3 separate regions of the Homo sapiens genome follow, and all the other regions are linked to region 2. Evidence: chromatin contacts called from ENCODE Hi-C data. All regions are on one chromosome and are shown on one strand. Each heading gives the region's core, a stretch centred on a gene start or an enhancer-like site at or near the end of the contact. The rest is flanking DNA. Distances are from core to core; before and after follow the strand shown.

Region 1 (4,291 bases), core at 103-2,602, 3.4 Mb after region 2:
ATCAATCAATAAATAAAGATCCCGATTTTCCAGGCTGGATAACCCAGAAACCACGGAATCCTAAAGTCTCAATAAACGTTAAAGCACAGATAGTAAGTAATCTGGCAATAGAGGATGGGCGCCCAGCAGACCGCCTACATAATCAGTGGAGCCGAGTGCAAGATGAAAATACCAGGCACTTGCTTTAAAATTACTAATAATTTCAAGACCGTTAACACTAGAACATTAAACCAAACATTCAGGACCCTTCTAAGCGCAGAGGCCATCAAAGCTAGCCCTGGTGACAAGCTCAGGTCTCCGGATCTAGAGACTAGGAGACGTCGCCCGAAAGCTGGCCAAACCCTCGCCCTCACTGGGAGAGGCCCCAGGAGGGCCCAAGAAGGCCACGAGCCCTCGCTCCCATCCCTGCCCTCAGGAGCGGGCGGAGGGAAGCTCGCAGCTTTCCCAAGGAAGTGCAGGCTGCAGGGAATGAAGTTCAGCTCGGACCCTGAGCCTCTGAGCCCGAGACAGCAAGGTCATTCAACCCACACGTCCCCACCCAGCCAGGGCGAGGATCAGAGATGTGGCAACTCCCGGCCTTGGACTCAGGCTTGTTACTCATAAACCCGCAGGAGGGGGCAGGAGGGGGCAGGAGGCGGCGAGCGCGCACCCTGGACCCGCGGCCGGGGGCGGAGAGGCACCGCGAGGACAGAGGGACTAGCGAAGGTCTGCAAATCCCGGAGGGCCAAGGGAGCGTCAAAGGGGACAGCGGAACCGGAAAAGCTTTGACAGAAAGACGCGTGTATTAGGGAACGTCTGCAAAGACCGCGGCGGAAAGCCAGGGATTGTCTTAAAAAATTGTCAGACCGGATAAAGGGAGGTCTAAAAGGGGACCGTCCCAAGAGCAAGGCTTCCAAAAGCTAAGCCCGGAAGGACGGTATGGAGGTCTACTGGGACGCTGGGCACCCCTTAGGGCAGAACCGACTGGAGCTGCGGCCAGCGACAGAAGAACGGCTCCAGCTGGACAGGGGAAGCAGTGGGGAGAAAGGAGGCCCTTGGGCACTGTCTGAAAAGTGCGATGCCAAATGATCTTTAGGGACAGACAGTAAATTATATCCCTTGCTAAAATACCTCTCGGTAGCGAACCACCAAACGTTTCTTTTTTAAGCCCCGCCTCTCAGCCGTTACGCCTAGTTCGGCTGTCTCTGATTCAGGAAGCTGGCAGTTCCCACTTACTCCTCCCCAGCAAGAGCTAACAGCCCTCCTTGGGTGTGCACTTTCTCCTCCCCTCAGGCACCTCGCGCATTCTCCCGCCTACCTATCAATCATCGTGCTCCGCTGTCCAGTTGGCTGGCCAAGGGGGCGGGGCCGTCGTGTGACGTTTGCAGCCCGCCGGCCAGGAAGCCGCGAGATGCGTGACGAGCGAAGCGCGTGACGGAGGAGCGGTTGGCCAACGCAGTGGCGGCAGTCGGTGTAAACAAGGCCTCGCGCCGCTGCGGGTCCTGCGACCGCTCCTGGCTGGTGGGTGGTCTCGCGTGGGGCGGTTACCGCCGGCTTCAGTGGGAGGTGCTTCTCGGCTTCCTCCCCCTCATGGCGTACACACCCCCGGCGCACCACGTGGGCGTGAGGCGAGGAAGGAGGGGTGTTAGGCCAAATTCTATTTTCATTGGCTGTCACTGCTGCCGGCCTTTGTAAGGGGGCGCTCTGATTGGTCGATAAGGTGGGGGCGTCGAGGGTCTTTGAGTCCTAAGGCTTCTAATTGGTTAGATGAGATAAGCTAGTGAAGCGCTTTCTTCCGAGAGGGATTTCGATTGGTCGGTCAGAGAGGTTACCTGGAAATCCAACACCGCCCAACACCCCTCCCGCTCCCCAGTCCGGGGACTTCGATAGGTGAGTTTGGTGTAGAAAACAAATCTTTCTTCAGTTGGTGAGCTAGGGTAGCGCACTACGGTTCACTCTTGCTTTCTTTGCTTCACAGGATTGGAGAAGGTTTGTGTTCCCGACGCCTTGGTAGTTGGCATAGGCTAAAGAAAAGGGATCTCAGCCCCGAGGAAGGGTCACCCTCCTAGAGATAGCTACTACCCCGTCTCAGGAGACCCTGGTATTTCTAGAGCACGCTTTGCTTTCACCAAACCCAAGGAGGTGACAGGAGGAGCCCCCGCACAGGACCTAAGAATGCTGTGACCAGAAGATGGGATCGCGGAACAGCAGCAGTGCAGGATCCGGGTCCGGAGACCCCTCCGAGGGCTTGCCCCGAAGAGGGGCTGGCCTGCGTCGGAGTGAGGAAGAGGAAGAAGAGGATGAAGATGTGGATCTGGCCCAGGTACTGGCCTATCTCCTCCGCAGGTAACTTACCCTCTGGTGTGACCCCCAGCAGGTGCTACCACAGTGCCTTGATCCCAACTCCAGGCAGGAAAATTACAGAGGTTAGGAAATGGGATTCGCTCAGGACAGCTGTTCTGTTTGAGCTGAACAGCCTTTCCCTGCTGGGCACCCATGGCACTCAGCTCCATACCCAGTAAGAGTGGTTCTTACCTAGGGAGGGTCACCAAGAGGACCTGCTCATGTGTTTGAGGGGCTATTCAAGGGAGCCTGTCTCTGTGACTACACAAATATAGTCTATTTTCCAAGTAAGCTTGAAAAAAAAAAGGGGGGGGTCCTAGTGGGAAAGGAGTGATGTAAGGGGTGAAGAGATGGGAAGGGAGTGTTGAACTTTTTAGTAAGGCAGTTGACACATGATATGAGGCCACTTCGATTTACTTGAAAAACAAGTTTAATTTGCCCTGACTCTAACCTGTTCTTGAGGAAAGAATGCCTTGAAGGGAGAGACCACCTGGAATTGACTGGAAAAGGGTGCAGCTGGCTTTCTTTCTTTGCTTATGGCTCTTTGAGGAGAAGATGGGTTTGGGGGTCCCTTCAGAATATTGTATTCTTTTTTGTTTGTGTTTTGTGTTGTTTTTAGTAGACATAGACAGGGCTCACTGTGTTCCCCAGTCTGGAGAACGGGCTATTCACAGGTGTGATCAAGTGCACACCACAGCCTGCAACTCCTGGGCTCAAGCAATCCTTGCCTCCCAGGTAGCTAAGACTACAGTTGCACACACCACCGCACCCAGCTTAGAATATTGTCTTCTGTGGTGGACTTCTCAGGCAGAGGCTCAGAAGGAAATGCTGTGAGGATGTTTAGCTTGTTGGGAGGTCAACTTAGTAGGTCATGTCCACAGCGTATTGGTCTTGCTCTTGTTCTAAGGAAATGATGTTAGAATGTTTAGCTCGCTGGGAGGTCAACTTAGTAGGTCACGTCCACAGCATGTTGGTCTTGCTCTTGCTGTAAGAGTAAAACTCTCTTTCCTACTGTGTTTTATAGGAGACCAAAAATAACAGCCAAGGTCTAGTCAGCCTCAAACCTCAAAATGAGTACCAAGTGGTCTAAGAGCTAGATAGCCATTGACTCTGAATTTGGTTGGTTTGGGGGAAGAAGTCCCCTCCTTTATAATGGGGGTCTCTCCACAGAGGCCAAGTGAGGTTGGTGCAGGGAGGAGGTGCAGCAAATTTACAATTCATTCAGGCCCTCTTGGACTCAGAGGAAGAGAATGACAGAGCTTGGGATGGTCGTCTTGGGGATCGATACAACCCACCTGGTAAGAGGAAAAGCCCCTAATGTTGGAAGACTTTTACTAGAAAACCTTTTAGTGATATTTTGAATGATAGGTTACATTGAAAGAAGGTACGATAATTTAAGGAATAAGGAGTCCTTACAGCCCCAGTATATTCAGCCACAGGGGTGGGCTTGGGTACAGTTCTGCTAACTGTCCTCTGAGGCTGGCAGACCTAGGATGAAACTTCTCCTTGGTACTCACAGTGGATGCTACCCCTGACACCCGGGAGCTGGAATTCAATGAGATCAAGACACAAGTGGAACTGGCCACAGGGCAGCTGGGGCTTAGGCGGGCCGCCCAGAAGCACAGCTTTCCTCGAATGTTGCACCAGGTAGGCCTCTCCACCTCCCAGCCTGGCAGCAGGCCTGCCAAAGCAGCCAGAAGCTCTGCCAGCCCCAGAGAAAAAGGAAGTCAACTTTCCAAAGTAGAAGCCTCAAGCGCTGGGGCTGGAGAGTTAACCAGCCTCCATCGGAGTTCTGTGGGACAGACTATGATGTGTGTGTCCATTTCTATAACAAGAGCAATATCTTTGGAGGAGGGGGCTTGATATGGCTGAAGTGGCCCTCTATTTCTGCTAGCAATATTCCCCAATCCCTTCCATTTAGAGAGAACGGGGCCTCTGCCATCGGGGAAGCTTCTCCCTTGGAGAACAG
Region 2 (4,572 bases), core at 251-2,750:
GGGGCGCCTGCTCTGCTTGGGAGCCCCTCAGTGAGGCAGGGGAATCCAGATTTAGAAAGGTTGTCCTCAGAACCTCGGACGCAGGACTGTCTTACAAGCTGGCTTTGTGACTCTGCAGTAATTACTTTCCGGGTATAAAGAGATTTCTTTCTTTCCCGTCTCTGGTTAAGGATGTCTCGAGTAGGGATTTTTAGGAGAGTTGTTTCCGTGCTTCCTTCGATAGCTCAGCTGGTAGAGCGGAGGACTGTAGTACTTAATGTGTGGTCATCCTTAGGTCGCTGGTTCGATTCCGGCTCGAAGGAGACGCTGCTGTTTTGGGGTTTACGGTTGCTCTTCGTTTGTGCAAAAAATCTCTGTATCTTGACGTGATCAAATCTGTTTCTGTCTCTCACCCTTGTCCGAAGGAAACAGCTTAGCCGCGAGGTGGGCTGCGTTAATCGCGTCTTGAAAAGTTGGTTACCTTTCTGAAAGATAGTAGACCCGAATCGTCCCACCGTTGGGGGAAGGCACTGTTGTCTTACCGAAGTGTGTTATATTTTGGCTTCTACGTTAAGTCCAAAGGCCGGCAGATATATACGTATCGCGCGTCTGTCCTGGGGCTCAGTACCCTACAGCCTTGCAACCGAGCTCAGCTCTGGCCCTCGATCTCTATTTCAGCCCCCTCCAGGTTCCCTCCAGGCCCTAGCGGGCTTAAATCGCTCCCCGGGCTCAGTGAGACACAAGCATGTGACCTAAAGTCTAAAAAGCTGCCTTCCTTCACCCCATCCTGCATCTGGATCGAGGAGAATAAGCCAGAGAATAAGCCACACTTGAAACTTGGTGAAGATGGAAGGAATAACTAAATAAGGCCTAAGGGAAATGTCACAACAGAGGAAAAGAAACAAAACAAAAAACCTTCAGAACAGCAGGCGGAAAAGAGAAATTCAGAGTGATAGGAAGCACCACTCAGCTACAGTGGCTCGTTGGTCTAGGGGTATGATTCTCGCTTTGGGTGCGAGAGGTCCCGGGTTCAAATCCCGGACGAGCCCTCGTGGCTACTGTTTTTCCACCCCCTTTTGTCAACTACTGAAAAAAAGTCTCCGTTAAATTTGAAACACAAACTGTCTCGCGATGGGCTGTCCTGCCAAAGAAAGCAGCAGCGAATAAGTACGTGGCAGATGGTGCTGTCGACCAGTGTCAAGACCAAGTTTCATGGGTTCCTGGACGCTCAGCCAGGGGTAGTCTCTGAAGGGCCGCCTGGCAATTGGGAGCAGAAGCCAGTTTCCCGCCATCTGCTCTCCGTGGAGGCAGTGCTCTCGCGGCTGCTGCCCGTTGGGGTCCAGCTGAGGAAGGAGCGCGGATCCCAGGCTCGTTCTTTGCCTGGGCTGCCCCTGCGGCCCCTGGGGCGGGTGCTGCTGCGGCGCCAGCTCCAAGGGCGGATCCAGGCGGGAGGGGCCTCCTCGGAGAAGCGGGGCGCGGTCCCAACTACGCAGAGGCTGGCACGCCGACCCTCCACACCTCACCACGCCCCCATCTCCGTCCGTGTACACACACTCACACAAGGACGCCAACCCCACCTAGATGCAAAGCAGGATTCAAAAGAACATCTTTGCGTTTTCTACCGGCTCCCCATCATCGTACTAGGGAGGAAGAAGCGGGTGAGAAACAAAACTTCTTTCCATTGTCCTGCCCGTTTCTGCGGACTTGTTCTGAGGCCGAGGTAGGTTCACACTCCTGCTCCTCCTCCTCCTCTCTGGTAGCTTCATAAGGGGCGTTTAGGCCGGGGAGTCCTTTCCTAGTAGAGGCAGCTTGGGACTCCTTGGGGAGGAGTTTGCGGGACGGGGCTGGAGAGGGAGGAATGGGGAGGGACGTGAAAGTCCCGTATTTGTATGAGTTAACGACTTTACATTCCCACTCAGGTTTACTTTGCGCAGCTGGGCACAGATGCCAGCTTCTATTGATTAGTAGGCTTGGAGGGGGACCACAGAATCGCCGAACCTAAGGGAAGCCCTAGGAGGCCTGCACTTGCCCACAACTAAGAAAGCTTTGCTAGTTATTCAGGCTAATCACCAGCTTTTTGAAGCAGGCCTTAGTTTTTTGCAAGCGTAACTAACATTTGGGGATCGGTGTTTTCTGTTTACTCTCCTCTGCCTCCTCACCCTTAACCCACCCTCAGCCAGTGTTGTGCAATTCTTAGAGACACTTGCCAACAGCCTCTTCTCTAAGCCTTCCTACTGGAAGGTTGGGATCCTCCGTTTTCTCGCTCTGAGACAGCACGTCAAATGCTAATAGCAGCACATGAGTAAAGCGCAACATCTTTATTAAAACAATTTCAGCACCACTCAGGGGGCTAGGGAAATCTCAGATGAGCCAAGACCCTCCCTCGTGACAGTAAAAATCTTATAATCAAGTCATAATGTAATCAGTAGAAACCCAAGGGACATCATTATCTGTGGCACAGGACCACCTTCCCAGAAGCAGCCTCAGGTATTCAAGACTTACTTAACCACAGAGCCACTAACAAGTTTTGCAAGAGGATAGGTTTATTACATACGCTTCAATTCAAGCAATTCTTTTACTGATGACAAGCAGAGTAAAATAATTTTTGAATTTATGGTAATAGTCAATGTAGGTTTCCTTCGAACAGCAACTTTCAGTGGCCCCTTTAAAGTTAGCTCTGATTGTCTAGAAAGTACTAGTATGGAATATAAAAGTTGTGTGGGCCCGGCACGGTGGCTCATGCCTGTAATCCCAGCACTTTGGGAGGCCGAGGTGGGTGCATCACAAGATCAGGAGTTCGAGACCAGCCTGGCCAAGATGGTGAAACCTCGTCTCTACTAAAAATACAAAAATTAGCCGGGCACGGTGGTGAGCACCTGTAACCCCAGCTACTCGGGAGGCTGAGACAGGAGACTCTCTTGAACCTGGGAGGCGGAGGTTACAGTGAACAGAGATTGCGTCACTGCACTCTAGCCTGGGTGACAGAGCAAGACTCCGTCTTAAAAAAAAAAAAAAAAAAAATTGTGTGGTGCATTGGAAAGCTTCCAGGCCGGCGAATGCAATGAGTTCCTTGGGCAATACATGTCTCTTTCTCTGTTCCTCAGTTGGCTCTTCTTTAATATGAGGGGTGGACAGAGTCTCAGAGGCCCCTCCCACTCTTGTTCTATGACTCCATGGAGTGGTACGATGTTAGTAACAGGACATGAGGCACTCTAGTAATGTGGAGATGAACTATCGTTTGGCAGAGAGGATGGAAAAAATCATTCCAGGAAAAGAGGAATGGCTTTAGCTATTGTTGAAAACAGATAATCAGGTTATAAGCAGGCAAGAGTAAGAGGTTTGTCAAGTTATTGTTGGAAGCATTGGTCACTGTGACTCAAATTAAAGTAGCTGGATAAAAAAGTGGACCAATGAAGGTCAGTGAAACCTTTCTTTAGGAGTTTTTATTGAATCTGTATTTAAGCAGATTCTCTGTAATTCTCTGTAAACAGTTATTCCCGGAAGAATGCCATGAAATACTTGGGAAAGAGGGAATGGGAACAAAGAGTGAGTGGGCACAAAGCCCAGAGTTGGTTGAAAAGCAAATGTTTAATTTTTGTCTTTGTTTGGAAATACAGGCATGTCAGCAGGACTTTGTCCCCACTGTCCTTCAATCAGTAGTGTTGCCTCTTCCTGGAGACGTGGTTCTTCTTGCCACGTGTGCTTTTCCTTCTTTACCTGTTACTTCCGTTATTGAATAAGTTCATGCTTATAGACCTAAAGTGTTAGAATAATAAAGAAATATAGAAATTATTTAGTCCATTCTTCCCATCATCTAATTTTATAATTAGTCCTAAGACAGAATGATACATATATACTCTGTATGAAGGAGGAAAGTGCTCTAACACTAGGGTCCTTGGAAACAGGACCCGTGCATCCCGTGTCTGTGTGCAGGGACATTATTGGCTTGAGGGAGAGAGAGAAAAAAATCTCCAGGAAAGGGGAATGACTTTCAAGTTAAAGCTGTCTGAACATTTAAAAAATATATGAGGTTTTTTGCAATTGGCGATTCCTTCATTTGTATTAAAATTACTGACAAAGATGTGATGTTCCTTAATCATAGAATATAATTCCTTGTTGTATTTTAAACACAAATGACTAAGTGCTTAGATGCATTCTAATGAAATAGTAATTTTTCCCCCAAACCCTACTTTTCATTTCAACAAAACTTCCTTGTGCCAAGTTTAAAAGAAAAACATAAAACTGTCTTTTTGCATTGTGGGCAGATTGTGTATCCTCCAAAGGTTGTCCAGTGAAGGCCCAGAGGCAGAGAAGGGACCTAACTATATTCAGAGGCTGCTGGTTGCCCCACCTCAGCACTACTGCAGAACTCTAAAATCAGAGGCTGCTCTGTTTGTGTGAGTCGGTGCTTGAATTGGTGCTTCAGGCCATGGGGCTGTGTGTGTGCAGGCGCATATGGGTTGTATGCTGTGGCAGGGTACCGCTTTTCGGGACTCAGAGGTGGTGTTGCTTGAGCTAAGCCTGGAAAGACAGGTCAGTTTTCTCCTTGCTTATGAAGGGTTCAAAGTCTGACTCCACCATTCATCTGCTGTT
Region 3 (4,739 bases), core at 759-3,258, 4.0 Mb after region 2:
AAGCTTTAATAATCGCTTGACAGTTTCTCAGATCACTAGCCCAGTCTTCCCCCTCATTATTAAGTTCCTCTTCTTTGCCTCCTGCTAGCCTAGACTTTTCCTTATCACTGGAAGCTGAACCAGTCTTCATATTTCTTGGAGGAACCCATGAGAAGAAAATACTCTTTTTCTTACAGGGTCCACTGAATGTCCTGACTTTCCACTGATGACTTGTGGTCCCTAAATCCTGGTCTCCCCTGACCTCCCAGGTCAAATCTAGGTGACCATTGGCCACCCACAGGTCCACCTGCTCTTGTTTCTACCAAGGCCTCTGTGCCTTCTGATTGGATTAGTGTTCACTCCCTTAGCGTCTAAGCCTTTGAGGTAATCTTGAACCTGATCCAGAGAAGGTCTAATGTCCTAGGAGGGAGAGATCCCAAACTGAGCTCTTCAACTGACCCTGAACTGCCTCCTGCCCATTTTTCTCAATTATAACTCTTGAACTTCATGGCATTTGTGGCAGGCAGAATCCTAAAATGACCCCCAGTGATCCTCACCCTTCTATAATCCCTACCCTCTGAGTGTGGTTGGAACCTGTAAGTAGGCTGGAATCTGTGGCTAGGATGATTATGTTAGATTGTACAGCAAAATGGGGGTTGTCTGGGTGGGTCCAATCTAATCATATGAGCCCTTCAAAATCAGAGCATGTTCACAGCTTGTTGCAGCAGAGAAAGTCATACATAGAGGTTCCAAATTTGAGAAGGATTTGAGGTACTCCTGCTGGCTTGAAGATCCTGGGGTTCCTGTGCTGAGGACTGAGAGCAGCCTCTAGGAGCTGAGAGCTGCTCTCTACCGAGGGCAGCAAGAAAATGGGCCTGCAGTCCTACAACTGCAAGGGATGAAATCCTGTCAACAACCCGAATGAGTTTGGAAGCTCATTCTTCCGCAGAGCCTTCAGATGCGAGCTCAGCCTGGCTGACACCTTGATTTTGGCTCTCTGGGATCTGGGCAGAGAGCTCAGTTGAGCCTGCCCAGACTTTTGGCCTACAGAACTATGAGATATTAGGTGTTATAGTAGGCTGATGAATTTGTGGTAGTTTGTTACACAACAATAGAAAATGAATAAGCATTAATCAGAGATAGTCCACCTAAAAGAATCTTGATATGTTCTCAGGGTTAAGCAAGAAAAGAGAAGGAGAAAAAAAGAAGACAACAACAATTTCACCCGGAATGTGACCTAAAGAAATAAAAAATGACCTTTCTTTTATGGTTTTTTTTTCTAAGTTAACTTACTCTGGCTCATCTGAATCTTTTTATTTCCCCCTTTTCCATTTCCCCTAACCCTAACTTTCATCTCACACCTAAATTGAGACTGTGTGTGTGTGACTGTGTGTGGAGTACGTGGGAGTGCATGAATAAGAGGCATGGGATAATAACCAGCAGATATTTATTGAGCATCTATTCTGCATTTAGTAATATTTTAAGTGATTTATATAAATTCACTTCACCTATGAGAGTCCTGGGAGGCTATGCTAATATTGTGACTGTTTTATAGTTGAAACCAAGGGATGGATAGCCAGGTTAAGCCAAGTTTGTGTATTTAGGCAATGGTGGAACCAGGATTGAGTTCTAGGCAGTATGGCTGTAGAGTGTGCAGACTTAACTACTACACAGAAAATCTTTATCAAAGTTAAACTTCCTTTTGGTATAACAATGTATCCCGTGTGTGATGGTGAATTCCAAGCCCCCTTGAAACTTCCCTGCACCATCTGCATAGCGACTGTTCCCTGGTCCCCTTAGAGGCCTCCTGATATACAGATAAGGTCAGATCACCTGCACCTCCTAAGGGTGGTGATGGTGGGGAGTGGTCTTGTGATTTTCTTGCATCAGGAGTATTCTTGAGAAGATTTCTGAGTTAAATTGAGAGGGAAAAGTCTGAGAGAGAAAGTTTTATAGCACACCTGGGCCCCAGCTAGGCTAGGTCAGGAAGGGGAAATATCAGATCAAGGACTGAAAGAGAAAGTGCCAAGGAGGTAGAGTCTGAGGATCATGGAGACTCGCCCCTGCATGGCCCTGCTTCCTGAGATTCCAGGGGAGAGTGCTCCTGCCACAGTCTAATTTACACAGTCATCAACTCTGCCCAGGCAGGGAGCCCAAAGAGACCTCTGCCCCACCCCTAGTCCGATTAAAAAAACATCTGGTGGTTTCAGAATGAGTTTCCTGTCACTGGCTGGGGAAGATTCCGTAAGACCATAGGTGTTTTGGACACTACAATGAAGAAGAAACATAGGCTTGTGGCTTTTCCCACTAACCCTTCAGCTGCACTGACATGAAGACATGGTGAGATAGGGTGGGCCAATTTTTTTCCTGTGCACTATCACAGGTCTGGTTGCATGGGTCCCCTCCGTGGTGACTAATCAACCACATCCAAATGTCTCTTATAGCTGCAAGCTATAGCCAGGGCCCCTTATATCTGGGCTGCCAATCTGAAGTACATAGTTTCATTACAGAGTCCAAACCTGTCTGCCCTGGGAGATGAGTTTTATTAAGATCCCTCCAATCATCCTCAAGATTTTCATGGTTCATGTTTGTGGAGAAGGCTGTAAGATTCAGTGGTTTTACTTTTAAAATGGGGATATTATTTGTGGCTGACACAAATGCCCTGTTGCCTGCCCAATACCCATCTCCTCTTACTTATTAAAGAACTCAAATTTTTATCCAGTGGTAATGTACCCAGCTAAAAATATTCAAGTCTCCCAGACTCCTTTGCATGTAAGAATTTACAAGTGATACAGTTCTAGCTAATGAAAGTCAACAAGCAGGGTCTCAGGAGAGATTTTTTTTAAAGGGTATCTTCTCTTCAGTCTTTTGTTCCTTTCTTTTTTTTTTTCTTTTTTTTTATTATTATACTTTAAGTTTTAGGGTACATGTGCACAATGTGCAGGTTAGTTACATATGTATACATGTGACATGCTGGTGCGCTGCACCCACTAACTCATCATCTAGCATTAGGTACATCTCCCAGTGCTATCCCTCCCCCCTCTCCCCACCCCACAACAGTCCCCAGAATGTGATGTTCCCCTTCCTGTGTCCATGTGTTCTCATTGTTCAATTCCCACCTATGAGTGAGAATATGCGGTGTTTGGTTTTTTGTTCTTGCGATAGTTTACTGAGTATGATGATTTCCAATTTCATCCATGTCCCTACAAAGGACATGAACTCATCATTTTTTATGGCTGCATAGTATTCCATGGTGTATATGTGCCACATTTTCTTAATCCAGTCTATCATTGTTGGACATCTGGGTTGGTTCCAAGTCTTTGCTATTGTGAATAGTGCTGCAATAAACATACGTTTGTTCCTTTCTTATCCTGCTTGGAACTTGAACACTGCCTAGAGAAGGAGGAGTCATCTTATGATTATGACATGATAAGATTGAGGGCTTCTCTCTCCCTCTTTCTCTCTCCTTTATTAGTTGGCTTTCTTCTTTTATCTCCATCACAATGTCTTGTTTACAATCTAAGTTTTCTGCTCATGGAATAGCTGGTGATGGTGATACTCTGGTGAAGCACTCTATTGAATTCACTACTCTGTTATGGTTTCTAGAGGATGTCACCTTCTCTACAGAATGTTCAGTGATATTCATTCATGTGGAGATGTGGGTCTGGAAACATCATGCATCTGGAAGTGAGAGGGATAAGCTCATTTCAAAGACCATAGGGCCCATACATTGTCTTAATAAAATGTGACAATTCTCTGATCTCATGGAAAGAAGCCTTCTTACTAAGGGAAGATAACAATAAATGCCAAATGCTCTTAGCTTAAAATAAAAAAAAAATCAAAGAGGCAAGAAGAAGAGAGAAAAAGGAGAAAGAAGAATAAGGAAAGAAAACAGAGGGAAAGGAATCAAGATGAAAAACAGCCAGAAGCATTAGAAAGTAGCAGTGGAAGTGGAAACTTGTGAAGGGCTCCCAGGGAACAACCCTGAAATGCAAAAAAGAGAAGCCCTTGGCAGAAGAAAGCTGGATCATCTCTGAAAGCTTAGGGCAGAGCACACCTGACTTCAAGAACCCTCCAAAAGCAGTACTGCACCACAGTAATTAAAGATACATAAAATATCGGCAGTTTGCAGGAACATTTAGATACAAGGCAAGCTATTGGAAGTCTCTGCAAAAGCTTCTGAGGCATGCCGATTGCTCAGCAAGTAGACTGTGGAAGATTCTCTGCAGTACAGCAGAAGCTAATTCACAGCACAGTAGAGTTTTTATTCCCAGAAAGTAGTGTGAATACAAGCAGGACTACAGAAATGGGCATGTTGACAAAGTTATTCTGTTATGAATATCAACATTTTTCAATTAAAGGCAAAAAATTAAAATAAGTAATAGTGAAGAAGAAAAAAACTTAGAAGAGGTAAGCATACAAAAATGTTGTCAAATCAGCTCAAAATTTCTTCATGGAGGTTATGTGATAGTAATTCTCAGAAATGATGGATGATTGAGTTCCTTGTAGAGTATGAGTATCTTTAAGATTTGAGCACCATTTTATGTAGCCAGCAGGATACATTGATGATTAAGACATGTTAAATTTGGAAATGTAAATGTTTCATTTTTCTTCCTTTGAGAGAAGGAAGAAACTAGAAACTCCTGAACTAGAAAGATGGAAAGAAATACTTCTCCCCAAACTTTGTTAGGGTTTGAAAAATTAATCCTAGATTCTGGGTTTGGAAGTTTGTGAAAGACTATTGGGAAAGGAAAAAGGAA

The links. Hi-C counts contacts between places; a loop is a spot of excess contacts on that map. Pooled maps may share reads with other maps.
Region 1: a map of gastrocnemius medialis shows a loop between it and region 2 (16-fold over the local background). The contact joins the promoter of DCAF11 here to the promoter of RNASE4 in region 2. A Hi-C loop is called at or near these places in 1 of 168 maps with a recorded cell type or tissue (gastrocnemius medialis), 1 of 37 single-sample maps with no recorded cell type and 15 of 50 pooled maps.
Region 3: a pooled map shows a loop between it and region 2 (3-fold over the local background). The contact joins the enhancer-like site here to the promoter of RNASE4 in region 2. A Hi-C loop is called at or near these places in 4 of 37 single-sample maps with no recorded cell type and 8 of 50 pooled maps.

Annotation. Positions count from the first base shown.
Region 1 is chr14:24,113,425-24,117,715 of GRCh38, forward strand. DCAF11 (DDB1 and CUL4 associated factor 11) reads left to right here and starts at 1,353. Exons shown (of 15, transcript NM_025230.5): 1 at 1,353-1,869; 2 at 1,958-2,325; 3 at 3,493-3,620; 4 at 3,842-3,969; 5 at 4,244-4,291. The coding sequence starts at 2,171. NRL (neural retina leucine zipper) reads right to left here and starts at 1,525. Exons shown (of 3, transcript NM_001354768.3): 1 at 1,298-1,525. RefSeq lists enhancers at 606-1,321, 903-1,042, 1,283-1,432.
Region 2 is chr14:20,683,060-20,687,631 of GRCh38, forward strand. RNASE4 (ribonuclease A family member 4) reads left to right here and starts at 1,501. Exons shown (of 2, transcript NM_002937.5): 1 at 1,501-1,699. TRY-GTA5-5 (tRNA-Tyr (anticodon GTA) 5-5) reads left to right here and starts at 214; the gene lies at 214-302. TRP-TGG3-2 (tRNA-Pro (anticodon TGG) 3-2) reads left to right here and starts at 957; the gene lies at 957-1,028. It also overlaps a transcript of ANG not described here. RefSeq lists enhancers at 1-192, 393-582, 723-852, 1,653-1,792 and silencers at 983-1,032, 1,303-1,422.
Region 3 is chr14:24,663,508-24,668,246 of GRCh38, forward strand. No RefSeq gene overlaps it. Among named protein-coding and RNA genes, the nearest start is that of GZMB, 32 kb to the left of the region's middle. Within about 2 kb of position 2,009, at least 6 of the 41 ENCODE cell types and tissues checked have a DNase peak (open chromatin) inside an H3K27ac peak, as active enhancers do.